Linked DNA regions of Mus musculus: all the other regions are linked to region 6. Evidence: chromatin loops called from intact Hi-C (ENCODE). Cell type or tissue: left cerebral cortex. All regions are shown on one strand. Region 1 has its middle 31 kb from the start of Gm22114. Region 2 has its middle 20 kb from the start of Gm22114. Region 3 has its middle 7.1 kb from the start of Gm39699. Region 4 has its middle 27 kb from the start of Gm39699. Region 5 overlaps Rgs5 (regulator of G-protein signaling 5). Region 6 holds the start of Rgs4 (regulator of G-protein signaling 4).

Region 1 (5,000 bases), 85 kb before region 6:
CTCAGAGTCAATGGAGCCGCTGTGAAGATGCAGGTTCTGGGCAGTCCCACCAGCCTAGATGTGAGTCGGATACTGGGATTTGATGGAGAATAGAGAGGCAGAGCAGGACTGTTGAATGTCATCCACCATGGCTGAATGGGGCTGGGTCCAGGAGGACTATTGTGCCACCTTTCAGATGTGAAGATGAGAGTCCACAGCTGAGAGAGTGGATAAAGCAAGGGAGTGCGTCAGAGTGGGAGATGCTACTGCTGGCAGAAGAGCAAGAGCATTGAGGTGGGTAGCTGCTCGCCAAGTGGGGAAAGAAGAGCAGCAAGGAACGGAGATTTGATCAAAACCAGGTGGTTTAGCGAAGGTGAGGGGCGCTGGAAAAATCAGCCTTGGGGAAAAAAAAAACCAGTTCAGTTGCTTATGAGATGGAAAGACTGGAACGGTGGTGACCACGGACTAACAAACACAGGACCGTAGGCAAGAAGGACCGAGAAACTGAGACCAATTCTAGATGGAAACGTGTAAAAAGCAAAGCACTTGGAACTCAGGCAGGACCCACTCTTTGCTTGCTGTGATTCTCCTTCCAGTCAGCTGATTGTGGGAAGAGCGGAAGCTTCCAGAGGGCTCCCTTGTGGGTCTGTCTGCTAATCTGAGGTTTTAAAGATTAAGACAGCAAACACCAAGAAGAAAGGTTTTAGGAGCTTTTCTGTCCCTTCGAAGCCTCCTAAATCCCAGAGTACACGCATCCCTGAGATTCTGCAGCAGTGCATTCTGCAAAGAATGTGAGGCTAACCAGATGACTGATCAGAGAGGACCTTCCATACTCGCCCTGCGGAACTGGGGCTGAGGGTGGTGGGGATAGATCCATGGCTTTGTATACGCTGGGCAAGTTTACCACTGAGCTGCATCTCCAGCTGGGAGAACTTTCTTAAATTGGTATCTCTGTTTGACAAGATGTTTGAAAATAGATTGGGAAAGGATAGGAAAAAAAAATTGCAAGGGTTTTAATAATGGAAAATAGGTGGCAAAATGCGTCTCCAGGCAACAGAAGTTAGAGAATGCCTAAAAACATCATCTCAGAAGGTAAACAGACCATTGGATGGGAGATAGCAAGAACAATAGACTCCCTCAGGTCAGAAGCGTCTACAGACACTTCTGTGACACTACCAACATCTGCCATCACTCCTCCTTAGCTTTCCGGGGATGTGGGGCAGCTGGAAAGGATTCTGTCACACTTTCACTTCTACTGCAAGACAGAGGAGTTTTGCTGAAACATAATAGGATCCTTCAATAAAGTACTCTGATACAATAGGAAAGAGAAAATTATGACTCAACATATTTGAATTCTTATCTCACCCAGGTCTTTGTGAATGAGGGGACCATAGTCATATCATAGTCACTATCTTTCTGGTTTTGCTAAATCTATAATGCCACGTTAGAAGATGTCTTCCATGTTTAATATTTAATAATTAGGAAATGCATAAAATCATTGAAGAAAAAACATAGTAGGCTAATTTTTTCAATTCAAATTAGTGTACTTGCCTTTAATAATTTTTTAAATGAAAACAGAGGTTTGAGACCTATTTCAAACTGTTTTTATTCATTGAATGAATGGGATGCAGTCCTTTGTCTGTTTTTAGCCTTGGAGGTATGACTCACCAGAATAGTAAATGTACCAGAAAGACAAAGAATCCTGACTTTTTAAATCTGCATTCCTTTAGAAATGCTTTATCTATATTCTTCTGGAGATATATCTTGATTTAATTTGATTTTAGATTATCCTCTGACCTTGCAGTGGAGTTTGAAGTAGCTATAAATTACAATCTTAAAGGCTATGGACTTCAATGATTTTCAAATAGATTCCACCTTTCTTTTAACTGCTGTGATCCAAGATATTGCCCTTGTTGTTACCATGGTAATCTAGCTGACATCACCGAGTCTAGAAGGAGACAATTTCCCCACATACTAAGTAAGCCTTGGAGACTAAAATACTCAGAGAAAATGTGAATTTTGGAAGATAAATCTGTTTTTCCTACACAAATTCTACTTTAAACTAAAATATATAACATCTATTGACATGGCATCTTTCTCTAAGCAATTTAAAGTATCTTACAGAAACCCAATCTTGATTTTCACTCTTACTGGGGGTGGGGGTGGGGGAAACTATCCCTATATGGTTTTGCACCCCACAGGGTAGAGCCTGCTATTATTTTGATAAATTTCCATGCTGTCAACTGGCCTTTTAAGCACTTCTGTTTGTATAAAAAGACCTTGGTGCTTTCAACCATGGTTAGAGAAGCTTCATTTTGCAGTGGGCAACAATCAATGGAGAGATTATTGGTCAGAATGCTGAGGATAAAATCATGAGTGTTTAGTCCTAAAGAAAACACCTGTATCAATAACTACCCCCAGCCCCTTGCTACAAAGACTCAGGAGCATTGTGGAAGACTGGGTAGATAGAATGCTGGAACCAGAGGATGGGAAGAGGGTTGAGCTAGGAAATGCTTTCTTCTAAATGCTGTGTGGCTATGGCACTTAGGAACTCACAGCACAGCATCTATGGTTACCTGCTTGAGGCCTGCACAAGATCGAGACACTCAATCTTTTCATGTACTTGGGGTAGGTGATCTCCAGCCCCACCTATTATTGGAGTCTTATTGGCAGTTGATATTTGTTGGGAGAGTGGGAATCTTTTGTTGTTGTTGTCATTGTTGTTGTTGTTTGTTTTTGTTTGAATGTGTAGTCACTGCTATGTTGCCCATGATTCAGTGAATGACCCTACTACACACATGAACCTATGGCTAATACTAACTGGACTTAGTGGGTTATAGGGAACCAAAAGAAGACAACGTTTGGAAAGAGCTATGTTGGGGCAGGGTATAAAGGCAGTTGGAGGGAGAGAAGTGGGAAATACATATTTCATCACATATCTGAACTCTGAAGAATTAAGACAATTGAAAAATTGAGAGGCAGGGGATGGGGGGTGTCAAAGAAGAATTTCATGGCTTGGGTGCTTACAATGAATAAGATCAAATGATCACCAGGCAAGCCCAAGAACTAAGGATTTCCAGATTTTTAAGTTTCCTAGCACGGTATTGTCATATGTATGCAGGACCACGTAGGAAGTATTGTGGACCATTCAGAGAGACCAGAACTTGAGCAGCTTCTGAATCAAGCTGCCATTCTTAGTCATGTTGATCAATTTCAATGGTTAGTAAAGCATGGAAAGTGGAAAACTACATAATAAAGGACCCAGCGATTGAATAAGTAAATGTCATGAAAGATACAAGAGCAATCTGAAAATCAAGGGAAACTTAAGACATAGTACAATTAAATGCAAGGTGTGGCTATTTTAGGTCTCAACTGACCAAAAAACAGCTATTAAAGAAAACTGTAATTGTTGAAAGAAGGAGAACACTTGTGCACCTGATATCATGAAGGAATTAATTACTTTTAGATGTGGTGGTGTGGTAATATGAAAAATATCTTCCTTAGCTTTTAAGAGATATACTGCATTAGCCAGGATTTTCTGGAGAGACAGAACCGATACTAGATAATAAATAATGTAAGACTATAATAATAATGAATAATACAAGATGGTAAAAAGTCATCTTTCTAGGAGATTCTTTTCCTTACTGGCTTTGACAAAGCAAGCTGCATGTGGCGAGCATTGCAATGGACAGTTAGGTAGACAGAGTGGAGAAAGAGAGAGCACATGGGAGATTATGAAGAGTATTAACTTACATGGATATAGAGGCAGCAAATTCTCCCAGTGGAGCATATGCAAACTGGTGACCAGGGTATCCATTTGCATGGCTCAATACCATTCCAAAGACCCCAGTTCCACAAAAGGTGATGGTGTAACTCAGTCTGAGAATGAAGGGGGCCCGAGAATTTTGGGGTACCACCAGCTTATGTCTTGCAGTAGAAAGGCTGAAGAACCTAGAGTCCTGCTATCCACAGGCTGAAGAGGAGAGGAATTGCATCTCCAAGACAAAACAGAACTATTTCACCTTTAGGTGTTGTGGTTGTGGTTGTTGTTGTCCTGTCAGGGACTCACGAATTGCATAGTGCCTATGTACACCGAGGATCGATCTCTTGAACTCAATCAATCTCCTACAGAACACTCTCACGGACAAACCTAGGGATCGCTTTACCTGCTACCTTGGTCTCTTAATCTACTTAAGTTGACACAGCTGGTGCTATGTAACAAATTAGAACACACCTGGATGCTCAAAACTACACCTGATTATTCTTTTAGCTTCCTTAAGTTGGATCGGAACACAGCTTAGCTGGCTTCTCTGTGAGGAACCAAGAATGTCACCGTATCTCCAGGACCAAGGGGATTATCAGAGGGTTGAGTGAGGAGGGGGTCCATATTTAAGCTCAGGCAGTTGTTGTCAGAATTCAGTTCCTTCCATGAGAATAGCTGGAAGCTATATTTACTGCAAGTGGCGAGCTGGAGGTCACCCTCCGTGCCTTTCCTGCTGTGGTACTTATGGCCTACAGCTTGTTTCTTCAAAGCCATCAGGGGTGTCTTCTAGAAGGATGAGTATTATAATCTCTATTACTATGTAATTATTATTGCTATTTTTAATATGTGGTGTGTATGAGAGGACAGGAGTACTACCATGCACATGTGGAAGACAAGGAGATTTTTTCAGAGTCAGGGCTCTCCTCCCACCATTATGTTGGTTCCAGAGACTGGACTCAGGGCCCCAGCCTTGCATAGCAATGTGATTGACCCCACTGAGCCACCTCAGCAGCCCAGTTTATTATAACCTTAAACTTCTTTAATCAGGTTCATTTTGACACATTCCATTGTGTTACAAGTAGGTTAGGTTCACTTTCTTTTTTTTTATTAGATATTTTCTTTATTTAAATTTCAAATGTTTCCCCTTTCCTAGTTTCCCCTCTGAAAATCCCCTATCCCTTCCTCCCTCCCCCTGTTCTGCAACACACCCACTCCCATTCCTGGTCCTGGCATTCCCCTATACTGAGGCATAGAGCCT
Region 2 (5,000 bases), 74 kb before region 6:
ATCAATCATGCTTTAGGACACCTTGAAGGGATGAGAAGGAGGGAGGAAGGAGGAGGAGGGAGGGGGATAGAGAGGAGAGGGAGGGAAGGAAGGAGGGAGGGAGGGAGGGAGGGAGGGAGGGAGGGAGGGAGCAAGCATAAGTTCTCGGGTTTGTTTTTGTTCTACCTCAATCTCTGCCTGTGAATGAGCTATCTCGGATAGTTCCAACCAATCAAAGACGACAGCCCTTGCAGTCTGTACATAGAGTAGGGCATGCCCAGCTAGAGACCAGGCCCATTGATAAAACTGTGAGAGATAATAAAACTGCCCTTGTGCTAAACTGCTAAGTTAGGGGATGATTTGTGACTGTAGGTATCAGAATCAAATCATTAGTAAAGAACTAGGAATTAATGACTTGTACTTATGGGATAAGGTGAGGCTTGGCTAGGTCATCTAGTGGTGACTGAGGGAAAAGGGGAGAGAGGAGAAAGGAGGACTGGCGAGCTCTTGCCAGGCTCTGGTAGTCACTAGATGTTATGTGTTCTCAGGCATCTGGAAGTGGAGAGAATACTATTTTCTACTTTGGGGTGAGGTACCAAGCATAGTCACAACACACACTCTTTCACACTGAATGATTGGCATGGGAAACACTGGTAACCAGCCACTGCTGCCTAAGCAGAGCTCTGTTCTGCAATTCCAGAGAGGGTGGGCAGAATCTGGACCCTCCCTAAACCCCCTGTTAGTCCCATTTTTAAACTTCCAATGATCAGAAAAAGACATTTTAGCTTTCTGAAAATGAAAAGGCTGAAAATTACACTGTGGAGTAATTCACACTAACTTATAGATTGTGACAATAGGACTCTTTAAGGAATGGTGTGAAGATAGACAGGTCAAAGGTCATCTGGTCTTCTCAGTTTTCAAGTGAACATTTGCCAGGTGCTTTCATAGGGTGATAGAGAACACCACAAATAGACATGAAGGCTGGTCATTTTCACCTGAATGAGGCCAGCAAATGTTCTTAGAGCAGCAGTAAAGGCTCATTAAGAAAACACGTGGTCAAGAGAATAGAATCTCTGGTGTTGATGGACTCCTAATCTTCCAGTTGGGTCAGGTTACTCACATAGTCAAGAGTCAACCCCTAGGAAGGCGGCTCACTTTCAGCCTTGTTAAAGAGATATGTGGAATAGTTTCTCCTTCAATTAGTTACTGTCCTAATCCTTCTCAGAATTCCTGTCCCCCTCAGTGCAATTTGAGGTCAGAAAAAGTTTAATGTCTGGGAGTGCCATAAAACAAGAAGATCTCTTATGAAATTTCTCATACCCTTCTCAGTTCCTGCTTTTAAGAAGTCCCATGGGGTGATGGGAAGATTCTGCCTCTCAGGCATGGTAGGATCTGGTTCTGGGTCTACTACCAAGACCCATCTGTACATTGGGCAAAGTTCCTTCACTTCTTTGGACTTCAGTCAAGATTTCAGCCATTTTTTCTATCAAATTAAGACATTTCACTAGTGTAGCGCTTCCCAAAATCAGTGCACAGCTAGACCATCTGAGAATGGTGGGTTATAAATCATCAAGTCTGGGTCTGGGTCTGGGCGTCTATATATAACAAGCTCTTAGGTCGCATCAATGCTGCAGGTATGTGGCTCACATTTTTGAGTAGCAAAGACCAGCTGATCCCAAGGACACATTTCAAGTCTGTGGCCTGATTCCACTGGGCTTTTGAATCTTGAAATTATGAAATCACCAACCCCACACCACCTATCTTTTTTTCTAAAACCTGGTAGAATATCCAGCGATTGTCTAGCAACTCTCAAGTTTTCTAACAGATCCTCTGAACCCAAGGAGATTCGCGGCTCAGAGTTTTTACCTTCACGGGTCCTAAGATTTGTGTCTGGTGACAGACAACATTTAGATTCTATTCCAGGCAATGAAATGAGACCTTGCAAAGAGAATCTTACCTCAAAAACAATGATGACAAATTTGTCCTTTGACAAAGCAGCTTAGTTGAGCAACACCCAACACTGCTGGTTATTCTCTTAGCAATTTGACTGCAAATGACTTTTGACACCCATTTGCTAACACTAGCCTAATGCAGACATATGGGAGAGCACTGGAGTCTCAAGCTGCTGCCCTTTGAGATGACAGCAATTATGATTACATTTCCAGGAACCCCTTTCTCAGTTCCCATAGCAACTCAGCTCAAATTAGCTTTACCGGACACTGAACAAATTTGGTTTGGAGAGGGAGAGAGTGCTGAGACTGATCACTGGGGAAAATAACTAGTTGTCTGTGGTCTGCCATTTCACGTCGACTTTTATCCTACTCATTGTATATGCAAGTCATGAGTATGTGTGAGGGCCATGACACCACTCCTTAGTTCAGGCCGTTCGCATTTATTTCTGTAAAATTACACATCCTGTATTCTATAGTCAGTTGAAAGCAGGTGTGCAGGGTCCTGATTTTGAGACATTGGTCCAACTTATTTACACTCTTGACAGAGTAGATGTTATATAATGAAGTTTTTCACCAGATGCAGTGAATGGTAACCTTGTGTGTTAGCCTGAAGGTCACTCCCAGTCAGGCGATGGAAGGTGCAGTGGATCAGAGACAGAATGCTAACACAAGATTTCATGTGCTAGAAAGTGGGTCCACCAGCATGGTGGTGGGATCTTTGAAACAGTAAGGCCTAGTGGGAGATGGTTAGACTATTAAAAGCATTAGCACTCATAAGGGATCAATGCTGTGTTGCATTGAATGAGTCGGTTTTGGTAAAACCGAATTGTGTTATGGAAAGATGGGGGCTGGCTCCTCTTTACTCTCTGGTTTCCTGTCCAATCATGCCTCTTTCTGTCCTTTGTATTTGTTGTCATTCTAGCAAACTGTGATGCAGCCAAAAAGGTCATGGCAAAAGGGTGGAGTGGTCCAATCCTAGGTATCTGGTTTCCAAGCCTGTGAGCTAAACAAACCTTTTTTAGTTCTGTAAGTACCCATTTTCAGACATTTTGTTATAGTGACAGGAAATGGGCTAACACATGTGTCAGAATCCCCCAGATTTGTTCCCACTTAACCTGATGGTGAGAAAGCAGCTGCAATGTGTTGGTTTAGGCAGAATACAAATATCTCTCCCTTACCCTGTAACTAATCTACTCTGCGTGTTTTTCCTTTCATTTCTTTACTGTTTAAAGGATCTACTGTTCGAGAAATATCTTCATTATGGGTATAAATTCTCCTACAAAGGAATGATATGATGCATTAAAAATAGCTACAGACTACAAGCCAGAAGAGCTTTAATTAACATTAATTAATATTAATTAATTAATTTTATGTCTGGGGAGCTGTGACATCTTTGTGGAATCACTTCTCTCTAGGTGTTCTAGAAGATGGACGATGGGACCGCGTCTTGGTAGAATGTGTACGAATGGCTGACAATGTCCCTGAATACAGGGAAATCAATACAGAGCTAATACATTTGTGAAGTCCAGGAGTACATATTCTTTGACGTTCTGCTTTTATTTTATTTTATTTTATTTTATTTTATTTTCCAGATAGTGTCTTCCTATGGCCTTGAACTCATGATTCTCCCGCCTCAGCTTCTACTGTGTTGGAATCACAGGCATTCACCCCTATGTCCAGCTTTGTTCACTTTTATAACCAAATAAATTCAGAAAGAGTCCATGTCACCTCTTCTTTAGAGCACTCTCTGTTTTCAGGTGAATAATATTGCCCTTCCTCTAACTTTAATTTTTCTCTGTATTTTCAAGTGATAGCATTTCTATGCAACTCAGTAGAAGGGGGACTAACAGTATCTGGAGACTAGACCAAAATGGCCTGTTGCGTTTAGATGTATGGGAAACAGTCACTCAGTGTGGGCAGGGCAAGGCTTGTTAAACACTGCAGGTGCCCTCCTTGGACTTCACAGATCAGAATATGTGACTCTTTTTGTTTCATTCCCAGTCAAGCATGGGCCTAGGAGAAGCTATTTAATTTTCCATCACCACCACTGCCACAAAACAAAACAAAACAAAACAATAAACAAACAAACAAACAAACCCAAACCAAAAAAAGTCAGATGTGTGGCAACCTCTGGAGACATAATTTTGTTGTTTCCCTATGTTTTGGGTCTATGATTAACATAGACACAGAGCTAGAGAGATTTTTAACATGGAGCTCAGTCAGTTTAAAAACCAAAATGATTGTTTTACAAGTTCAGTCATAGAATAACAGGATTCATATAAACTCTGATATCTGCAGTTCTTCCCATTTTTATGTACATCACTAGGTGTAGCCCAGTGGAAAAACCCCACCCTTCCTTGCTTCTCTGTTCACAGATATGGTAGGGAGGGGCCACTGAGACAGGCATCATTCTTCATTTGGTCTCCATCTCAGCCTTTCAAGGCTCTGCTTTTCACTTTAGCCTCAAGGGAATTTAGGATACTCAAAAAACTAGGTCACAAATTGCTTCCATCTCTTAGAAGCAAGTAGCAAAATGACATTGTTGTTCTCTCTGCTCCTCTTATCCGGAGATAACAGTGAATGTGTGCTACTTCAGAAGAGTAATTATGAATGTGTGAAAATCTACCATGATTCAATGCTGCTGCATATCAGTCAAAAACCCTTTAGTAGACTTGAAGCTTGCTGCAAACCTAGAGCCAGAAACTTCAAGAGATGGAAAGCAAACGGATAATGAAATTTCATCCTAGTCATCCTGTGAGTCAGAGACAAATAGGCTTGCAGCAGGAGGGAGAGAGCCGAGTGCCTACTGGCTTGCCTCAGGCAAAGAAAAAAATGATGCTCTTTAGTAGCTGCGAGCCTAGGAGGGGTTCCTTCAGCTCACTTTCCTTCCCTGAATTCACATCAGTACCATCCCCACGACAGTGAGCTTCCACAGGTGTCCTGCTGGTGCGACAAACTGTGTGCCTGGTAACCATTGATATTTTTGATGCACCTCAGTTTCTTGCCCTACATACAGAGTCTTGATTTAAGAAGGATATCACTGATATATAAAGGGGGAAGAAGGAAGAG
Region 3 (5,000 bases), 170 kb before region 6:
ACTGCCTTGTGCAGTCATCTTGATTAGTTCACACTCACAAAGACCCTATTTCTAAACAACCTCGTCTCACTTTTCTGTTGTTGTAAAAAAGTAGTCCAGCAAAAGCAACTTTAGGGAGAAAGGGCTTTACTTTGGCGTAGTTTGCAGTTCAGCCCATGGAGCTAAGGAAGTTAAGGTGATGGGAGCAGGAAGCAGTTAGTCACATGACCACATCAGGTAGGAATGATGCCGGCAAGGCAGTGCTCATTTTACAGTCATTAGGGCAGAATGTTTGCTAGTGGTATTAGAGCTCTACTATAGCAGATCCAGAGAGCTTCCTCATCCCTCTGTCAAGGGAGAAGGGTCCACACCCATCTGGCACCAAAGCTGCCCATACTTTGATCTCACCCTCCAGCGAGGTGAGAAATAACATTTTATTGTTTGTAAGCTGCCATGTCTGTGAAGGTCTGTGGAACACAGTATGAAGGGGCTAAGCCAAGAGGCTGAAATCTGGATTCAGGAAGACATTGTTGCTTGGAAAACCCGAGTGCTTTGTCAAGATTGATCACTTCTTTTCATAACTGTTCACTCTTTAAAACAAGATTAAATATTATTATTTTAAATTGTTAGTATGTATGTGTGTCTGCATGTGGATATGTGTGCATGTGTGTAGGTGCCTGTGGTGGCCAGAGGGTGTTGGATTCCCTGGAGCTGGTATTCCAAGGTGGTTGTGAACTGCCTGATGTAGGGGCTGGGGACTGAACCTGGGTCTTCTGGAAGTGATCTCTCACTACTTCTCTCTTAACCACTAAGCCCCTAACTGTTCATGCCCAAGTCCCAGAGCCAAGGAAGGATTCCAATCCCTCTCTTGAACATCCACTGAGGAACTGTCTTTGCTACAATCAAGAAACCTCTTTCATACACAACTACCATCCTTGCTGGGTTGATGCCACATATAGACCTTGAGCATGGCACTGCGCTGGTGAGATAGTGCAGAAGATCAGGCACTGGTGGTGGGGGCTGTGGTGGCTGCCACAGGCTACACACCTTTAATCCCAGCACTTGGGAGGAAGAGGCAGGTGGATCTCTGTGAGTTCCAGCCTAACCCGGTCTACAGAGCTAGTTCTACAATGCTACACAGAGAAGCCCTATCTGGAAAAACAAAACAAAAGAAACCAAAAAGTGGCACTCAAACAGGCACACAGCAAGTGGAACGAAGGAGATAGTATGTGAACAGGAATTCTGTGAACAAGAAGATAGTCTATGAATAAGGAATGTGGTCAAAACAGGTCTCATGTTAACAAAATGATACTTAAAAATAAATATCTTGACCCTCACTGGTGTTTATTCTGGAATTAGCAGTAGCATCTTAGTCAGTGATGGTGCCACTGGTAATTAAAGCCAAGAAATAAAATGGACTTTATAGCAACAAGTCCAAGGATATTGATTTACACATAGAATCGCAAACAGTTTAAGGAAGAATTCCATTAGACTCCACGGTCATTGAAGGTGAATTAAGAGGAAATAATAGGAAACATGCATTGAAGTAAAAAATGCCGGCTGTTGCTCTCTCCATACTAGTCTACCCCATCACAATTACTGTTCCAGTATCCCCGAGCTTAAAGCCACGACTTCCTTTCTCTATCCTTACGGCCGAAACGGAGCTTCAGCGTCTGCCTGAGGCATCCGAGTTGTCTATTACGGTATGCTCTTCTTTGAAGTGTGGGGTCCAAGAGAGGGTGGCACAATTGTAAAGAGAACTATCCTTAGGGAATGAAGTGCTTCTACTTTTTAAAGCCAGACCCTTTTGGCCGCTTGTATTAGGTTGAGTTTGCCATAAGAAAGCTGCTCAGACCCCGCCCCCGGATACTGTTTGCTTTTCGACAGAGTTTGAAACCATTCAGTTCAGAACTGCTGAACTTTGAACTTGTATTGGAATTTAGGTGCACGGGCTACAGAAGTAACTAACCAAGGCTGGATATTCAGTCGGATTCCTTTAATTCCCGCCTTGTGAAAGTTTGTTGTAGTTTCTGGCTCTGGCACTGGGTGGCGCACTAAAACCATGTACCCTGCTTAGCTGCGTTGAAAGTGAGACCTGAAACTAATCATTTATAAAGTCCTGCCCCAGAGCCTTCGGAAGGGAAGGGTTGGAACAGAACAAGAGCCCCTCTCTGGCCTAACGAAGTGGCCCTTTCCAGTTCCCTTTACATTGGTGATTTATTTCGTCTGAAGGCACATACTGTTTCGCAGAGTTGGGCTTTCATGCTTTCAGACCTCTTACCTGGAAGCTTCATTTTTCCGTGTCAGAAGTTTGGAAGCATTTAAATTCCCTTCCTTTTCAGTGCTGTCGATTGACTTTTGAGACAGGGACTTGTAACCCAGGCTGTTTTACAACTTGTAATATTCCTTCTTTAACGTCCCAACTGCTAGAATTGCCTGTGCAATCACACTAGGCAAAACACAGAATTAGGTGCTGAGAATCGATTGTCTTTTGTCAGAATAGAAAATTAAATAAAGGTTTTTTTTGTTTTTTTTTTTGGTATTGATTAAATAAATTATATTTCTAGGAGAGGTCATTTTGAGTGAAGCTCCTAAAATAAAAATAAGACCTTTAAAACATACCCAAATACCAAAAAAAAAAAAAACCAAACCCCCAAAACTCCCCAAAAACCCAAAAGAATGAAAAACAATAAAACTTCCTGCAGAACTGCTGTTGTAGCATTTACCTACCTCACTGCAGACTTTCTTTTTCTTTTTTCTTCCTTCCTTCCTTCCTTCCTTCCTTCCTTCCTTCCTTCCTTCCTTCCTTCCTTCCTTCCTTCCTTCCTTCCTTCCTCCTCTCTTTTCTTTCTTTCTAATAAAACTTTATTGTTTCCAGAAAGCTTTACTCGTTACAGGAAATATTGCTTCTTTGAATGTTCTTTTTAAAATTAATTAGTTACTTCACTTTACATTCCAATGCCAGGCCTCTCCTCCCAGTTCCTCCCTCTTCCGGCTCCTGCCCCTACTCCCCCCCCTCCTTCTCCTGGGGGAAGGGGGAGCTCTCCCTGGGTACCCCACTACCCCCAGCAAATGTCGATGCAGGACTAGGCGCACCCTCTCTCACTGAGGCTCAGTTAGTGGAAAGCAGACCCACAGGCAGGCAACAGAGTCAGGGACAGCCCCCACTGCAGTAGTTGGGAGAATGTGGCCTGCCTTCTGTCTCAGCACAGCTTGCTTGGGTATGGTCCCCTGACTCCCTCTAGGTGGCGCTCTATGCATGTTCCCTTGGCTGTGGACTGAAGCTCTGTCAGGTTTTGCAGTTTGGAGTTGGGTTCACCCAGCAACCTGTACCCCACTTCACTTGATTGTGGTAATCCAGCTTCTCACTGTAAGGAACACCTCAGGGCTTAGACGTCTGAGGGGCATGTTCTCTACTTGGATGTAAGCCCACCTCCCCAAAGGCCTAGGTGCCCAGCAGTCCCGTCTTCTGTGCTTCTGGCCTCCCTGGGGACAGCTGTCTCTTCCACCTTTCAAGCTCTGCACAGGACGAGTCATTCTCGCCCCCCACTTCTCCACTTAGCTCACTTTCTTTACTTAAGACTTCAGCAACATCTAGTTCAGCTTAGCAATTGTCCTTTGTGAGTCTTAGAGGCAGACTTATGAGACAGCGAATGTGTGTGTGTGTGTGTGTTTAAATGTAAAGAACCCACTTTACAATCCAAGCAAAGCTGTTAGCAACATGCCCAACGCAGTTACCACCCATTAAATGGACGTTATCACTGGCTGGGGCTTTCCAATCAATGTGATTCACTTCATTTTCAAAGACCTGCTCCATAATAGCTGCTTTGTCTTGGAGGTGGCAAGAGTCACCTGCCTGCAATCTCATTCCCCTGGCAGCTTAAAGATAAGGGAAGGGGGACAGACGTCTAATGACTAACTGAGAAACAGCGTGCTCCTTTTAATTAGGAGTCACAGGCAGAGCTGCGGCAGAAGCAAGAGAAGGAACTGCATAGTTGTTGAGGAACAGCTGTCATTCTGGGCTTCATGTGAACAGAGAGGTGGGATTTCCGTTCATGAGTGGCCTCCCGCCTGTTTCCTGCCTCCCTTTGACCATCTACAGAAGGGGAGGACACAGGTGTGTTTGCTCGTAGACAAGTGCCCCCAGACAGCCTCCTCCTATAAGAATAGGACATAAGAATGTCTAAGGCCTGGGCTACCTACATATGTGACCCTTCCTAGTCCAAATGGCTTTATACTTGACAGACCCAGATGTTCTCAAATCTCTCACATATCCCTGTTTTAATGAAAGCCCCTTTGTCTCCAGTGTTCCTGAGAAAATAATTCCCAAACCGTGTACGTGCAGGCATGCACTCCTTACAGGTAGGCACACAAAGATGAAAGCACGAGGTAGGGAATGAAAGAGCCTGCTAGCCTTCTTCCAGAAGCCTTGTGCTGCCTGCCTGGGCCAGATACCCCCAGGCTCCTGAAGCCCATGGGAGAGATGTCTCCTGTCCCAAACCAGATGCCTCCCAAGTGTGTCATTACCGAGCGTGAGACAGCTGGCTTGAGAGACGCTGGTGTTTATAACCAGACTAGGCTGCCTGTTATGGCTCTAATGGGCTCTATGAGTCCAGATGGCCACTCCTTGGCCAGCTTACATCTGGCTGAGAATGCGGAGAAGCACGTAGCTGGCTGGAGTGCTGGAGATGTCCCTTTGGGGGACGTGATGATGGAAGGGACTTAAGGGGCTGTTTACAGCATCTGGGATTCTTCTCTCCTGGTGCTCAGTCCCACTGCTCACAACCCCCCCGCCCCCCCCCCCAGATCCCAAACGCACAGAGACCAAAGCTCAAACCAGACACGAGGCTTCCTCTGCTTCTCTTCCTGTGATAGCAGAACACAGGCCTTCCTCATGGAAAATCCACGCGGTCTCCACTTTGATCCTCACTGCGTGAGATTGTCCTCGGAGTCTGTGAGATTGTCCTCTGATGCCTGTGGTTGCAGCCTTGCCCTTTTGTCCCTCCCAATAGTTCAAAAGA
Region 4 (5,000 bases), 150 kb before region 6:
TGGTCAGTTGAATCTAGTCCCTGCTATACATCTCTGACCACCCGCCTACAGGAGTGGCCACAGTCCATCACTCCTCTCGAGAATTCACATGGCTGCTGGTTCTCCTCTATCCAAAGCATGGTGGAACTCCCTCTTCCCTTCTCTGTGTTCCCTTTTCCTCCTAGAACTCAGAAGTTCTGCCTGTACCTTTCGCCCAGCAATTGGTCCATGGCTTTCTTTACTGACAGATCAAGAATCAAATGGGGAACAGGACCTTAACATTAGAAACCCCCCTCCTACAACTCTGAAATTCTTGAAGAACTTAGGGATGATAGAAAACCCACCCCCTCCATGGTTAAAATAATCAAATTATTCTCCATATATGTTTAATGTGGGATATTGCCTACTTGAGAATGTACTCTGACCTGTTCACTAGAAAATGTGAAAGGCTGCCATCTCCCAGTGGAGCCTCAAGCAGGAGAAGTCTCAGCAGAAAATCCAAACTGCATCAGTAATCAGTCCTTCCATTTGGGTCATATCATGCCATAGACTGTAGTACTGGGGGCATCCACATTAGGCTGTTGGGATGTGTGCATGGTTTCTATCAAACTCTGATAAGAAAATCACAGCATAGATGTCTAGGGTTCTGGCACATAGTCAAGCTATTTATGGCACAGAACTAGGCATAATTTTTGAAAATAGCTCCTGGCAGTCTTCAGGGCTCTGGCACAAATGAAACAATCTGGTGGTAAGGTATTAAGTTACCGGGCAGCCAGAATTATCCACAATGAGCTGTGCTTTTGACAAACTTCTTGAAGCATAATGCTGGATGACACCCACAGCAGTGAATTTTAATATGTAAGTGGTATGTTGGCACTTGGGTATAAATAGGGATAGGGCACAAGGAAGCAGAGAAAATGGACTTCCGTGCCACCCACGACTGTCACATTGCACATGTTCTGTTCATCCTTATGGTCACTTTGGTAGAAGACAGAAAAGAATGAAATTGATAGTGTAGTTGGTTCAGCATGGAGCAAAGGACTTGGGTTAGCCTGGTTGGTTTTGTATTCAATGACATATGTCCTTATAAGACATAAAAGAGAAGATTGATACACAGAGGAGAAGGAGATTTGAAGAGAAAGGTAGAGAAGAGGTGGGTGCATCTACATGCCAAGGAATGCATCTATAGCCACTACCAAGGATGAGAGAGGAAGGCAATGACTGTCCTTCACAAAGGAGTACAATCTACTGCTAGGTTAATGTAGGACTTTTGGGTCTCTAGAATTTTGATAAAATAAATGTTTATACTTAATACTGTTTGTTTTGTGTGAATTGGTCATGGGAGCCAAAGAAATGATGACAAGTCATCCTAGTGTGTAATAGGATCAGAAAATGGTCCATGTTTTTATATCACCAGAGGGACCCTGAGAGACAGCACTGAGGGAGAGGGGCGGGTCTTTAGATGGCACAATGGACTATTTACTTCACGTGGAGGATATGTGTCCCATAGTAATAATAGGAATAGACTTTGGAGCAATTGACTGGAAGGAGGGGGGAGGGCAAGGATGTGTGTGTGTGTGTGAGGGGGGGGGGTGAAGAAGCTCCTTGAAGAGGTATGCAGATGTAGATATGAGTAGCCATGTGTTAGCTTCCATTGCTGCAAATTGTAAGACGTTGTCACCAACTTAGTGGCTTAAACATTAGAGACTTATCATCTAACTGTTCTGAAAGTCAGGAAAGCAAGCGTCCCGTGACAGTACACTTTCTGATGGAAAGCTAGTTTCCTTTCTGCAGACCCCAGAATTCCAAAAGAACCAGTTTGCTCCCCGTTTCCAGCGTCTGGGGAAGATGCCATTCATTGGCTCCCAGATGCTTTTCTTTATGTCCAAGACAGAAAAATCCTGGTCAACCTTCCTCACATTGCATTAACTTACTCAGGACATGAGAAGAGGCTCTGATTATGGAGGACTGAGTGTGCTCACTGGGTGAAAGATCTCATCTGGAAGAGTAGGTACATAGAAGGGATTAGAAAATGTGTCCAACGTTACTGAAACAGGAGGTGGATCAGGTGTCATTCCAACCACCTTGTATCTTAATTCCACCCAGATTTCTAGTTAAATCCGTGAGATTCACAATCTAGTTGTAAAATGTAAATAACAACCCGATGCTCTTGGAATATGAAGAAAGAAAGAAACAAAAGACAAGAAAGTATTTTATAACTTACAATGTACCTAACCAGTAAGAACAGGTAATGTTTTCGAGTGCAGAACAGCATCAGCTCATTTCGTCCCATAAGGTAAGACGGTTATTGCACTCACTTGTCAGTTCAGGGTGTGCTGTATTTTCTCAGCTTCATAGCTTCCAGGTGATTGATGGAGCCAGGCTATTTACCGACTCGGTTCGTAACCAGAGCCTGCTGTATCTCAGTATCAGTGGAAGATAGTTTTCACCAATCATCAGTTTACGTTGTGGGCTTATGTTCATTTACCAGTCACAGCATAACAGGGTATCACAATCTCCGTGGTTTCACAGATGAATGTATTTTCTCACAGTTCTCAGAGTTCAGAGAGAGATCAAGGTTGGCAAGGCCATCCCTTCTGAAGGCTGTGAGGAAGAGCAGACTCCCTGGGGATCTCTCCTGGTGTCTGGTGGGTCACTGTCAATCTTTAGGGTCCTCGGTTTGTGGAATTGTCATTTCTATTGTTTCCTTCATTGTCACATCTCTCTCTCTCTCTCTCTCTCTCTCTCTCAGTTCCCTTTTAAAACATGATGCCAGTCACTGCTGCAGTTTGACCTCATCTTAGTCACACCAGCATCGAGCCTATTTGCATCATTTTCTAGGATGCCGGGTGTTAGGACTTAAAGGTATGAATTTTAGAAAGATGCATTGTAACTCACAGCGGAGGACATCAGGAGACAACTGTCAAAATAATCTTGCTGCTTTTTTTTTTAAATCAACTTGCAAAATGAGCAAATTCTTAACAGATGGTGCTGATGAAAATACCTCCTTCATCCAGCCCCGAAACAAGTCGGTGGATGCTGAGATGGTCACCTAAATTTTTTTCAACACCGACGTGTTAGTGGGTTTGGTGCCTGGAGAAACTGCTGATGGGGTGAGGTTTGTGTACACACTGAATGCTCAGAGGCATAAATGTGATTGACATGTTTTTAATCCTTTCTCCTTATCACTGTTTGCTCTGGTCAGTACTGTCCCTGAAATAAAGTTTGTTCTTTACATAACGTCTCATTATGTAAAGTCAGAGCAATCTTTTTAAATGAAGTTTTTTCTTCTGCTTTGTGAACAGAGCAGAGACTGGATGGCTGTAGCCTGTGGTCCCAGGTGAGACATGAGTTAACTTAGCATTCAGAGTGGTTGTCTGGGGCCCTAAAGACAGGTGAGCCTGACGTCTTTCTGACCCATTTGTTTCTCTTGGTGCTTCCAGCTTTCTACTCTGAGCAGGGAGCCCATCCAGACCAATACTTTTTGTAAATGATAATCTTTAATTTTTGGGACTTCATACACAGAAAGTTAGACAACCCTAGTTTATGACAAACTACTATCTTCATATTGTGCAAGGGTCCTGTGATGGCTAGTATTAATTGCCAACTTGGCCAGTTCTAGAATCATCTACATGACAAGTCTCTGGGCATGCCTGGGAAGAAGTGACTGGACAGGTTTAATTGAATCTGGGATGCATTTGGCACCATTCCACCAGCTGGGTCCAGAAATGTATAAAAGGAGAAAAGCAACTGAGCACCAGCATTCATGTCCTCTCCTGCTCTAACTGCATGTACAGTGTGACCAGGGGCCCCATGCCACCCTGTCTTCCCTGTCTCATAGACTACACTTCTTCCTTTAAAATGCATTTCTCGGGTATTTTGTTGTAATAATGAAAAAAGTAACAAATATAGACCCTTAGTTTATTTCCTTTTATATTAATTATCTGTTTCCCCCTCAAACAACTACTGTGGCATGTCTGTAGATTGTTGGACTATAGTATGCTTACTCATATATTTAATTTACAAAGACTTTGTTTGCTTATGATCCCTTCAAAATTTTTTTCAGAGGCCATTTGTTGGAGGATTAACCTAAAGTGGCTTATTGTCTTCTATCAGATGCAGAAATTCTAGACATTAATTGGGCCCACTTCCCTTTTCAGAAGAGAGTGGACAGACATGATCAATCCAAGGCTATGTTGTCAGTTTGACATACAATCAATGCGAAATTATTGAGATTATTTTATGTTTCTCTTCTCCTCCAAAGTCTTTAAAACCTAGTGTGTTATTTTATATTTGGAACAGATATTTGCTAGGATGTACTCAGCTCAGCTGGCTGTGATCCACACATGCAGTAAGTAGCTTCTAACTGGGTTGCATCCACAGAGCAATGAGGTAAAAGGAGGCCCTAGGTAGACCCACTAGGGTGTGAGATATTCAAATGCTACACCATTTCAGTCAAGCTATGTCAATAACCCTTTTGTCAGAAACAAAGCATCCATCCCTTTGGTATCCCTGGCCTTCAGAAGGATTTCCTTCTGAGAGGAGAGCTGTTGAGGCTGACAGGAGTGAGCCTTCATTTCAGAGTTACTGGTCTTACTTCTCTCAACTTAAAGTTTACTCTCTCTCTCTCTCTCTCTCTCTCTCTCTCTCTCTCTCTCTCTCTCTCTCTGTGTGTGTGTGTGTGTGTGTGTGAGAGAGAGAGAGAGAGAGAGAGAGAGAGAGAATAATTCTCAGGGTCTGCTTTTCTATTTCTACTGTGCATTCTGCAAGTGACTTTATCCACTGAACATCTTGCCAGCCACAAATGATGAATCGTTAAGCCCTGAATGTGCATGGAACTTCAGGTTATGGGCCATCACCAAAGGCAAGTCAGCGAGCTTGAGGCAGGTGATCACTCCAAACCCACAGTCAATGCACCATCCTGCCTGCCCATTTTTATGTCCCCAAATCATGAGATGGCCGTATGTACATGCCTAGCCTTAAACCCCAATAAACAATAATTCCTGTTCAATATTTTATTT
Region 5 (5,000 bases), 71 kb after region 6:
CTTGAAAAACAGCTGTCATCTGAAGGGAAAATGAGAGGAACCCATATTCAGGACTCACTTGTGTGCCTTGGCAGGCTTCTCTGGCTTCTCATTGTATGGAATGACAAGGTCAACAGCAGAGTCTGGCTTCTGGAGGAGAATTCCCAACTTGATCTTGATCTCCTTGGCCCTGAAAGGAGAGATGTCAGGGGACAACAATGACACATGGGCACACACATCTCAAACAGTGCTTTCTTTCTGCACCAGAGAAAGGAAAATGCAAAGAACCTCTTTGGCTTCTTTTATTTCTATTACAGCAAAAAAAACCAAAAAAACAAAAAAAAAAAACAAAAAAACAAAAACAAAAACAAAAAAGCCCCATAAAGATAGAAAACAGGACACGTGGGTTCCAATCATTGGTGTGTAGAGGACACCAATTATTTGCATAATCGCACTCCAACCTTAATTGTTCTCTTCTTACTTTCTAATTTCTATATGGCAGGTAATATAGTCTTGTCCCATTTTGCAGAGGGGAAAACTGAATGACAGGAAGTTTAAATATCTTAATACAGCCCAGTGAGTATGCGATCCAGCCCGAGCAGTCTGTGTCCACAATTCCCGGGTGTAATTACTAAATGAAACTGTCTCTCAGTCTCCTGAGGACGCTGGCTCTGGCCACCAACTAGATGCATTACATTTGAGCCATTTTGTTTTTATTTTTACTGCCAGATCTCTGTCCCCTTTCTATAAAATGACAGAGTAAAGCTAGATGTCTTTGGAAGCCATTTGCAATCATAACATTACAGTATTTTTTGCTTAATTGTTCTAAAAATCCTTGCTCTGCCCCTCTCTAGCTGTTGTAAGTAGCCTCTTTGCAGCAGCCTTCCTAGAGGAGACTCATTTCCAGTGATGGACTGGAGATTTAATAGTCCTTTAACTTCAGCATTTCAGTAAGTAGATGTGGTCAGAATTCTGCATAGTCTCCCATTATGGGAAGGGATGCAGTGATTTTCACTCAGTTTTAAAACAAATCTTTTAAGCAAATCTTTTTCATGATTCAATACTTTAAACAGACCATGGAAATTGTATAAACATAGATCTTTCTTCTGTCTGTCTGTCTGTCTGTCCGTTCATGTATCTATGCATCTATCTCTCAATCATCTATCTATCTACTCATCGGTTTGTCTTTACCTATCCATCCATCCATCCATCCATCCATTCATCCATCTATAATTGTGTGTGTTCACATGTGCCATGACACATCTGTGAAGGTCAGAGGACAACTTTTGGGAGTTGATTCTCTCCTACCACTTCGTTTGGGCAAGGTCTCTATCATTTCTGTTACCCTGAATATTCCAATCTAAATGTTCTGAGAGATCTCATGTAATTTTCCTGTTTCCACCTCCCACCTCATCATAGGAGTGGAAAGATTCCAAATGTAAGCCGCAACAACAAGCTTGTTGTGTTTTCTGGGGATGGAACTCAGGTTATGGGGGCTTGTGTTGAAAGTACATTTACCAGCTGAGTCATCTCTCCAGCCCTAAACCCTAATCTCAGATAGTAACTCACAGATCAGTTGTGTATTAGGAAACCCTAGACTGTTCTTCCTTTGTCGCTGTGGCCCTCCACATGCACTTTGAGGATAGGGCTTATCATATTGCATTAGGGCTATTGATTTGTGCCTGTTTTCTAAGCTGTATAGAAGAACCCTTTCAAGGTAGGAGTCGAGTCTTAAATGCCTTTTAATCTCTGTGCCTGGCACAGTTGCTTGGCAACCTAGCAAATATTCAATAGTATTTGTCATCATGAGCTAAAATTATCTCGATTTCATTTCTTACCAATCTGTTACCATTGGTCTCCAAGTCAGTACCAATCATAAGCAAAGCCTTAAAGAGCTATGAGGGGTTCACATTATAATCAGACAGGATTTTGATATCGAAAACATACTTTTCTATTTGGTGCATAGAGATAGCAAAGAGGTAACATACACAACCAACATTAACAATTTTGCATCTTAGAGTCACAGTTAAGAAAGCCCTGTCTTGCAACTTACAAAAGCCACAAATACCCAATTACCATGTAGAATGTCCTACTAGCTCAAAATATGGTGTAGAAATTGATTTAGAAATAGTTAACTCTGAGGTGTCTTTTCATCTCTGTTTCATTTTACTTTTGTTCTTTCTCTAGAAACTTCCCGGTGAGTGAGCACAGCCCCCGACCTCTTAACATCAAGCGTATCTTAGCTAAACAAAGCTTTGTGATGGGAATTGGAAATCATCTGCTGCGGGGCAGGGGAAGCGACAGCTTATATTACACAGTGAGTGAGATGTTCTCCCTTTGAGTTCAGGCTCTACAAGTTACACAAACTACCTGATGTTAAGTGTTTCTGGCTTGGAAGTTGGGTCTGGTGAAATAGTTAAGTTCTCAGACTTTTGAGATGATTTGAATTGCTAGCTTTAATTGCATAATTATTGTTTTCAACCAGCTCTAGCCCATGGCTTCCACCTATAAGCACCAAATGAAAGCGTCAGAAAATGACATAGATCACTTTTTTTAAATTGTAAAGGGCTCCTGGAAAATTCTAGCTCTGGAAGTAAGACTACTACCATATAATATTATCTGGGATAAAAAATTGATCATTGGGAGTTGACTGGACAATGTATACAGCACTTGTGACTACCCCCTGCTGGCCAGTACAGAGCACTACTGTCAGAGATACAAGGTCTATCTTCTCCCAGGCACACTTCACTATCCAGTAAAAAGAGTCATCTGCCTCCTGGACTCCACATGCCTCTCCCGCTGTGCACATATGGAAAGCTGTTATTAATGTTGAACTTGACACAACATTGCATCCACCAACACTTCTATAAAGACGAGTGATACACTCTCATGTTTGGGGGTTTCGTATTGTTTGGTTGGTCCTTTAAGATTTAGGCTTCCTCCCCCTCCCCCCTCTTCCCCCACTTCTATTTCTTTGTTCTTTTCTCTCTTGCTTCACTGGAGTCATTTGCTTTTGTAAAAGGCAGGAAGGTGCTGGTTTACAATTTCTCATGCAAGAGCAATAGTCAAGTATGAAGGGGTAAAGGTAACAACAGAGTTTAAAATAGTCATTCATTTCTTGCGAATTTACAAATTGATTATGTTTTCTGTGCCAGGTAGTACATAATAAATATACAAACACCCATAGGCCTTGGTCTTTGCTTTTAAGATGCCTATAGCCCATTGAACTCTTCCACTGGGGTTTCCGGAAGGAAGCAGACCCTGAACAGATAGTCTCAGTTCCCACTAGGGTAAGTCCAGGAAACTTCTCAAAAGAAGCAGAAGTAGAGTTGGAGAATGGCCAGTTGTCACTCACTTGAGCAAGATCATTTTTGTTTCTTATAAATCTGTTAACATTAGCCTGACTGACCTTTCAGGGCAGAGAGAAGGCCGCGAGATGGATTGCTTGATTGTGAAATGTAATGCAGTTCATAGTACAAAGCGGTATTGAATGTGGTCATCCTGTCTTCCTATTCTCAATGGAGATGACAAGGGACCACCATGCTGCACCAAGCTTGTGACATATTTGGCATGTGTGCAAGAAAGAGTTAAAGGTAGAGAAAGGGCTCTTCAAAAAAAATGTTTCCATGTAAAGAGGAGGCCAACTATTTTATTAACTTGGGTTGGATCAAATTGTCTTTATCTGTCCATTTATCGATGCATTTTACCATAAGGATTGTTTATAAATGATCACTCATTTCCTAAGATGGTATACACACACACACACACACACACACACACACACACACACACACACGAGTGAAACAAAACTCTAGAGACATTTTATCTATATCAATTGTCCAGTGGCCATTTGTGTGTGTTATGTGATCTAGAAAAGACGTACTACTTATAACATCACTTATTTTTTGAAAAATCATGTTCTGATGATGAGCCTCAATTGGTTGTTTACCTGGTGTGTAAGATGCCCTGGGTTTGACCTTCAGAACTGCATAAACTGGGCATAGTGACAAAGACCTATAATCCCACCATATAGGACGCAAAGGTGGATAGATGAGAACTTTAAAGTTATCCTTTGCTCCATAGACATCATGAGATATATAATACTTATAATATATACACTTATGTGTGTGTTTGTGTATACACACAGATACAAGCATGCATACACGTGTGTTCCTCTTCTCAGAGCTGATACCTATACCAGAACACCAGGTATTCTCTTCCTCTTGGCCTTGGGAATGCAAGAAAGAGGGAACAGTGTGCTTGGGAGAACTCTGTTGCTGAGGCTTTGTCCCTGGCCTAGTATATATAGGCTGAAGAAGAAGACATTGAAAGCTCATCAGGAACTGACCTACTTATTCATTTGTAATCCTGAAGAGAAGGATGAGTACGATGAGTAAGATTGCATTCACTCTCACCAAGCAGTAACCAATGAAAATAACCAGTGATAAGGTTCCAGCCAGTCTGAATACTTGGCAGCCTCACAAGAACAAAGCAAGCAAGCAAGCAAGCAAAACCCTCCAAAAAGAAAAAGAAAGAAAAAAAACCCCACAGAATTACTGCATGGCTCTCAAGAGTTCCCAGAAAAGAGCTTCACCCTCCATTGCCTTCCTTCCTGTCAGAGCCTCACACAGTGTGGGAATAGTACAAATCAATGGGAAAGCCAAAGAGGTTCAAACTCACCAAATTCGTTTCCCGTTTCTAGATAAACTTGAGCGTATCTGACATTAATTGAATTTCAAAATCATCTCTATCTGGAGAGGAGAACTTTCTAATGTGTTTACCACATCAGCTATGGTCCCTCGCTTTCTTCGACTGCACACTAGGCCCTTCCCTCTGGCTAAATTACATTAATGCTGATTAACACCAAATGATTTGTGTCTCCTTGGGTCTGTTATCCTTTTGTGTTACAAGGAAAAAGAAAACTTGTTTTGAAATAAAATCAATTGGAAATGCCCGGTGGAGCATTTAATCAGAGGGAGAGAATTCTGGAGATGAGTCACACTTTTCAAGCTGCAAAGGTC
Region 6 (5,000 bases):
CCGGGTGCGTGGCTGAGCTATAAAAGAGACCCCACCGGGCTTGAAAGCCAGAGGCTCAGAGGATTCTGACAGCTTCTTTGCAGAGCAGAAGCAACTGTGCTCAAAATAGAAACCACCGCGGCTCCCGCTGCCTTTCTCTCCTCGCTAAGAATCCCTCAGTTAAACAAGATGTGCAAAGGACTTGCAGGTCTGCCGGCTTCCTGCCTGAGGAGGTAAGATTGGTTTCTGTTACTGGTCAGGCTAAAGTTTTGCATAGACTTTTTCAGTGAGTTGCATGCTTTTGCTTAGGAAGTTCTCTGGGATCAGAAGCTATATGCTCCAGGAAGCCCTGGTAGCGTCTCCCTAGGACCAGCCAGATTGCTGTATTTTACATGACTTCAGTTTTGAGACTGGCTTTGACTTGTAAGCTGGGTCCTTTAGTTAAGCTGTTTGAATTACGAAGTGATAGGAGGTGTGGGGGATGCATCTGTACTCTTTCCATAACCATGTCCTGTTGGAGCATTTCTGAAATCATGATTAACTAGTTCTTGTGTGAGGGAAGAAACCTCAGAAGGAAGTTTGGAGACATTGTCAGAATGCTTTCTGTGGCATTCTTCAGTGTCCTCTGCCTTGGTTGTCAACAAGCGTAAGCATAAAAGATTTTTTTTTCCAAACTACATCTCTGTGGTTGAGAAATATATACAGTTTGTAACATAGCAGCTTAAAGTTTTAGAGGCACCTGTGTGCCTTTGCGTTCATTTTTTTTAAGGGTATGAATGAATGATTTCATGGAGTACTTATATATATAGTAGTTGGTTTAAAATAAAACACAAGGTTAGTGTGTATTACATGATTTCCTCTTGAACTTAGAGGTCAGAAGTGATCTGTGGCTCTACCAAACCTCCCTAACCATCCTTGGAGATATAAATCTCAACTTGGAAATAATTCCCCAAAGCACAATGTTTGTCTGCCCTCAAAGGGTTAATCAGCTCTCATCTTCAGTGCTAGGGTCTCCAGAGGGTCTTATCTGCTCAAGGTCACATGGTTGGTGGTGGTAGAGGAAGGACCATGTCCAGGTTACCTGTCTCCAGGGACTTCTAACGTAACTTTGGTTTTTATTTTTCGGCTTCTGTTGTGTTACAAGATATTTGCCAAACACGCTTCCAGCTCCTTGGAAATGCCCCTTCACTTAGTCAGTAGCTGCCGGGGCTCAGGCAGAGGCAGCACACGGAGACAGGAAGTCATATCTCTTTGGGCTGGATTACAATGCATCCATAGCATCACCTTAGGACTGTCCCAACTCTGGTGATTTTTATCTTGCTGTTACTGGGAAGGATTTTGTCACCAGTCACCAGCTTGGGAAAAAGAGAAAGGAAGATGGCCTTATGAGAGATGGAAAAATACTACCTTAAAGGGCAGCCCAAGAATAGCCTGAGATTCGGACGTTCTAAGAAAATCCACTGATAAGCAACCAGCTTGTCAACCTCCATCCTAAGGGGCTGCTGAGCACTGCCGTTCTTTGCCAACCCTTTCAGGCAAGAACGGCTCATCCTCTGTTGCTCTGGAAACACATTTAAACCATTCTTGGCTTTTATAATAAAAGAGATAATAGTAATATAGTTTTAGAAATCTATTAAGAAAGAATGACAGAGTTGAGCTGGAAGTTCAAGTAGTCAGAAACTCTGTGGTACCCTGGCTGTTGAGTGGTGGTTGGAAAGTGGAAACTGCTCTAATTAATTACTTGCCTCAGCCTTGACTCTGTCTTGCTTCTCCTATCCCAAAGTCTCAGATGCCCTTTTAAATGTGCATCTCCCTGTAATGTAGATTTGGGGTTGTTTGTTTGTTGTTTGCAGCTCTAGGTGGAGGTTGCCTAGAAACCAGCCTGGCAGGGCTGCACTTTCAGCCTGAGCACACTCCCTTGTACCATTCACTTTTCCTGCTCCTCTCTGCAGCACTACACACTTAAGCTGATGCTCTGCACACACACACACACACACACACACACACACACACACACACACACACACACACACACACACTGAGAACTCCTTGGCTACCATTTTCAGGGCTAACTGGACTCACTTTACAGAAGTGCTTCCCCTGCTCACCTTGGGAAGTAGCACCAGGCTGCCAGAAGATGTCCTACAGGCAGCATGGGTCCTGTTTTGCAGTTACTGCACACATTTCAAAGTAGCAGCCACTTCTTAACATGTTTTCACCAACGATATCAAAAGCCATATGCAGAAACAAAGGAATCGCTTCTGGGAGTTCAAGCCACTGCAAGTCCCCTAAGGACACTGCTTCTGACCCACACAGCAGTCTTAAGAGCCTTCATGTCTCTCTTTGAAGGAAATGTGTTTTTCATGTTAAGTGTTGTCTTCTTCCTTGCAGTGCAAAGGACATGAAACATCGGCTGGGGTTCCTGCTGCAGAAGTCAGATTCCTGCGAACACAGTTCTTCACACAGCAAGAAGGACAAAGTAGTAACTTGCCAGAGGTAAGAGAGGTGGCTTCAGCGAAGAGCCCTTGAGGGTTAACTATCTGATAATAGAGAAGTTGTGTGTTGTACGTAAAGAGTGAGTGTGAAGACAGGCCCTTAGCTGAGCCAGATTTGGGTCAAGATGGCCTCTACTTTCAAGGTGAGGGTACACAATTGTAGTCTCATCACTTGGAAGGTTAGGAGGGCCATGAGTTCAAGACTAGCCTGAGATTTATAAGAAGATATTATAACACACACACACACACACACACACACACACACACACACACACACACACACACACACACACAGGAGGATGGAGAGAGATAGACAGGCAGATAGACAAGAGAGTCTAGTTTATGTCAATCATAATTAGAATTTGAATCTACATATTTCTTGAAAAAGTATCCTAGTAAACAATATAGCACATATTGCCTTAGTTTTTTTTTAATACTATGCTATGTATTTAAATCCTTCTCTCTTCTATAATATCTCCAGGGTAAGCCAAGAAGAAGTCAAGAAATGGGCTGAATCGTTGGAAAACCTGATTCACCATGAATGTAAGTAACCACACTTTCTCTCTTTCTCTCTCTGTCATCACACACACACACACACACACACACACACACACACACACACACACACACTGAAAATAGCATTACTCAGCACTAGACAAGTCATGTCTGGGTAACTGTGTCTCTTTGTCCTCTGTCACAGGTGGACTGGCAGCTTTCAAAGCTTTCCTGAAGTCGGAATACAGCGAGGAGAACATTGACTTCTGGATCAGCTGTGAGGAGTACAAGAAGATCAAGTCACCTTCTAAACTAAGTCCCAAAGCCAAGAAGATCTACAACGAGTTCATCTCAGTGCAAGCAACAAAAGAGGTACGTTTCCATGGCAGAGAACTTTCTAGATCTTAGTGGGAATTCCTAGGACAGGCATTCAGGGTCAGGGATCTTTAGAACTACTAGTTAAAGGAGCCACTGAGCTGGCTGTTATAATCTCGACAATATTCCAAGGAAGTCTACTAGGGAAAAAGGCTGCTTTTGTCTATATGATCAATGAGTCTTCTTAATAAATATAACCATAAATCTCCCCAATGAGAGAGTAAAGGAAAAGAAAGTTCTCCTTCCACTTAGAGGCAGAGGGAACCTTTTATACACATATGTCAGGGCAGACCCAAATGTCCCGGGTTTCATTCCGGGGAGAAATGTAAAGAAAGGGTCCCAGCCACTCCTTGTTCATTCCAAGCCTGCAGCCTCCTCTCTTCAACAGGGCACTAGATCTAATGCAACCTTGGTCTTTGCACTTCAGGTGAACCTGGACTCTTGCACCAGAGAGGAGACAAGCCGGAACATGTTACAGCCCACAATAACCTGTTTTGATGAAGCCCAGAAGAAGATTTTCAACCTGATGGAAAAGGATTCCTACCGCCGCTTCCTCAAGTCTCGATTCTATCTTGACCTGACCAATCCTTCCAGCTGCGGGGCAGAGAAGCAGAAAGGAGCCAAGAGTTCTGCAGACTGCACTTCCCTGGTCTCCCAGTGTGCCTAATTCTCACACAGAGGCAGGGAGCCCAAATGCCAAGACTCTATGCTCTGAAAAACCTGAGGCCAAATATTGATCTTAAGCACCAATGCTTTATCCACATTGTAGCCTAGTGTCCATGCTGCCTGCCGCGTGTGAGTCACTTCCATGTAAAACTAGCCTTAGTTGTGGTGTTGGGGTTTTCACTAGGGTAAGACCCAATTTGTTTTAAATTTTCCCAAGTCTCCTTAAGGGTGAGCAAGTTTCCAAATAATGGCTCCGTAGGTCTGGATTTTCAAAGATGGCTGGCAGTCTGCCCCTTTCAACAGTTTGACCTCAAGTTAGTTAGTTGGTACACTTCATGTGACATTCCATGCACATGTAATGTTGGCCAGCAGCACTTCCTACGGACTCTCAATGTTTAGGTGATATTTGTGTATGCATATGTATACATTAAAATATACATAACATATGCATATACATTCTGTATATATTATACCTATGTATTCAATGTGTGTGAATGTGCATGAATATGTATCTATCTATCTATATATGTATATACTGACACATGCACACACATTTCTTTAAGAAAAGATGGGAAAGATCCTAGGTGCTCAAACTGGAGTGTGTAGACATGCTTGCATGCATGTTCTGATTTCTGGTCCTTCATACCGTGTCTGAACAGGGCAAACTGAATTAACTGCCATGCAGGCTAAGAAAGGAACAGTAACTTGTGGGGAATGAGTTCTATAGAACCACTGGGTCTTGGCGGAGAATAGCCAGGGCCTTTGTGTTTAGTTGTTGATGGCCTCCACATTGAGCACTAAGCTAAGGGGTGAGCACTCTGAAAACTCTGCTGTCTGACTGACACTGAACTGCCTTGCATCAGTGATCACTACTGGCACTTTTTAAGTCCCTCTGCTGATGGCCTTCCCTCCTTTGCCTGGGTGCTCAGGGTGTGCTGATTAGCAGCTGGGTTGGTCTAGAGCTGAATGTTTGAGCTGAATGAAGGAATG

Evidence for each region. Peaks named below come from ENCODE experiments on the same cell type or tissue, not always from the same donor. Only the 100,000 strongest peaks of a DNase experiment are listed, where the experiment ranks them.
Region 1: a loop joins it to region 6, with 3 times the contacts of the local background. A loop is called at or near these places in 4 of 42 quality-filtered maps.
Region 2: a loop joins it to region 6, with 2.9 times the contacts of the local background. A loop is called at or near these places in 5 of 42 quality-filtered maps.
Region 3: it touches region 6 in a loop (5-fold over the local background); 13 of 42 quality-filtered maps call a loop at or near these places.
Region 4: it touches region 6 in a loop (4-fold over the local background); 13 of 42 quality-filtered maps call a loop at or near these places.
Region 5: a loop joins it to region 6, with 4 times the contacts of the local background. A loop is called at or near these places in 9 of 42 quality-filtered maps.

Annotation. Positions count from the first base shown.
Region 1 is chr1:169,827,708-169,832,707 of GRCm38, reverse strand. No RefSeq gene overlaps it. Among named protein-coding and RNA genes, the nearest start is that of Gm22114, 31 kb to the right of the region's middle. In left cerebral cortex, no CTCF peak of the experiment used is centred here; DNase peaks (open chromatin) are centred at 892, 1,121, 1,677, 1,891 and 1 more place; H3K27ac peaks cover 3,150 bases.
Region 2 is chr1:169,816,827-169,821,826 of GRCm38, reverse strand. No RefSeq gene overlaps it. Among named protein-coding and RNA genes, the nearest start is that of Gm22114, 20 kb to the right of the region's middle. In left cerebral cortex, no CTCF peak of the experiment used is centred here; DNase peaks (open chromatin) are centred at 225, 2,117, 2,996 and 4,676; H3K27ac peaks cover 2,580 bases.
Region 3 is chr1:169,916,419-169,921,418 of GRCm38, reverse strand. No RefSeq gene overlaps it. Among named protein-coding and RNA genes, the nearest start is that of Gm39699, 7.1 kb to the left of the region's middle. In left cerebral cortex, CTCF peaks have their summits at 2,004 and 3,217 (motif pointing right); DNase peaks (open chromatin) are centred at 2,014, 3,228 and 4,525; H3K27ac peaks cover 1,305 bases.
Region 4 is chr1:169,896,794-169,901,793 of GRCm38, reverse strand. No RefSeq gene overlaps it. Among named protein-coding and RNA genes, the nearest start is that of Gm39699, 27 kb to the left of the region's middle. In left cerebral cortex, no CTCF peak of the experiment used is centred here; DNase peaks (open chromatin) are centred at 803, 2,375, 2,969 and 4,350; H3K27ac peaks cover 4,541 bases.
Region 5 is chr1:169,671,996-169,676,995 of GRCm38, reverse strand. It overlaps Rgs5 (regulator of G-protein signaling 5), which reads right to left. Exons shown (of 5, transcript NM_009063.4): 2 at 59-169. Among named protein-coding and RNA genes, the nearest start is that of Rgs5, 19 kb to the right of the region's middle. In left cerebral cortex, a CTCF peak has its summit at 2,670 (motif pointing left); DNase peaks (open chromatin) are centred at 2,669, 4,419 and 4,977.
Region 6 is chr1:169,742,692-169,747,691 of GRCm38, reverse strand. It overlaps Rgs4 (regulator of G-protein signaling 4), which reads left to right and starts at 50. Exons shown (of 5, transcript NM_009062.3): 1 at 50-212; 2 at 2,371-2,475; 3 at 2,956-3,017; 4 at 3,175-3,341; 5 at 3,772-5,000. The coding sequence starts at 169. The coding sequence ends at 4,011. In left cerebral cortex, no CTCF peak of the experiment used is centred here; DNase peaks (open chromatin) are centred at 1,255 and 1,893; H3K4me3 peaks cover 2,862 bases; H3K27ac peaks cover 2,217 bases.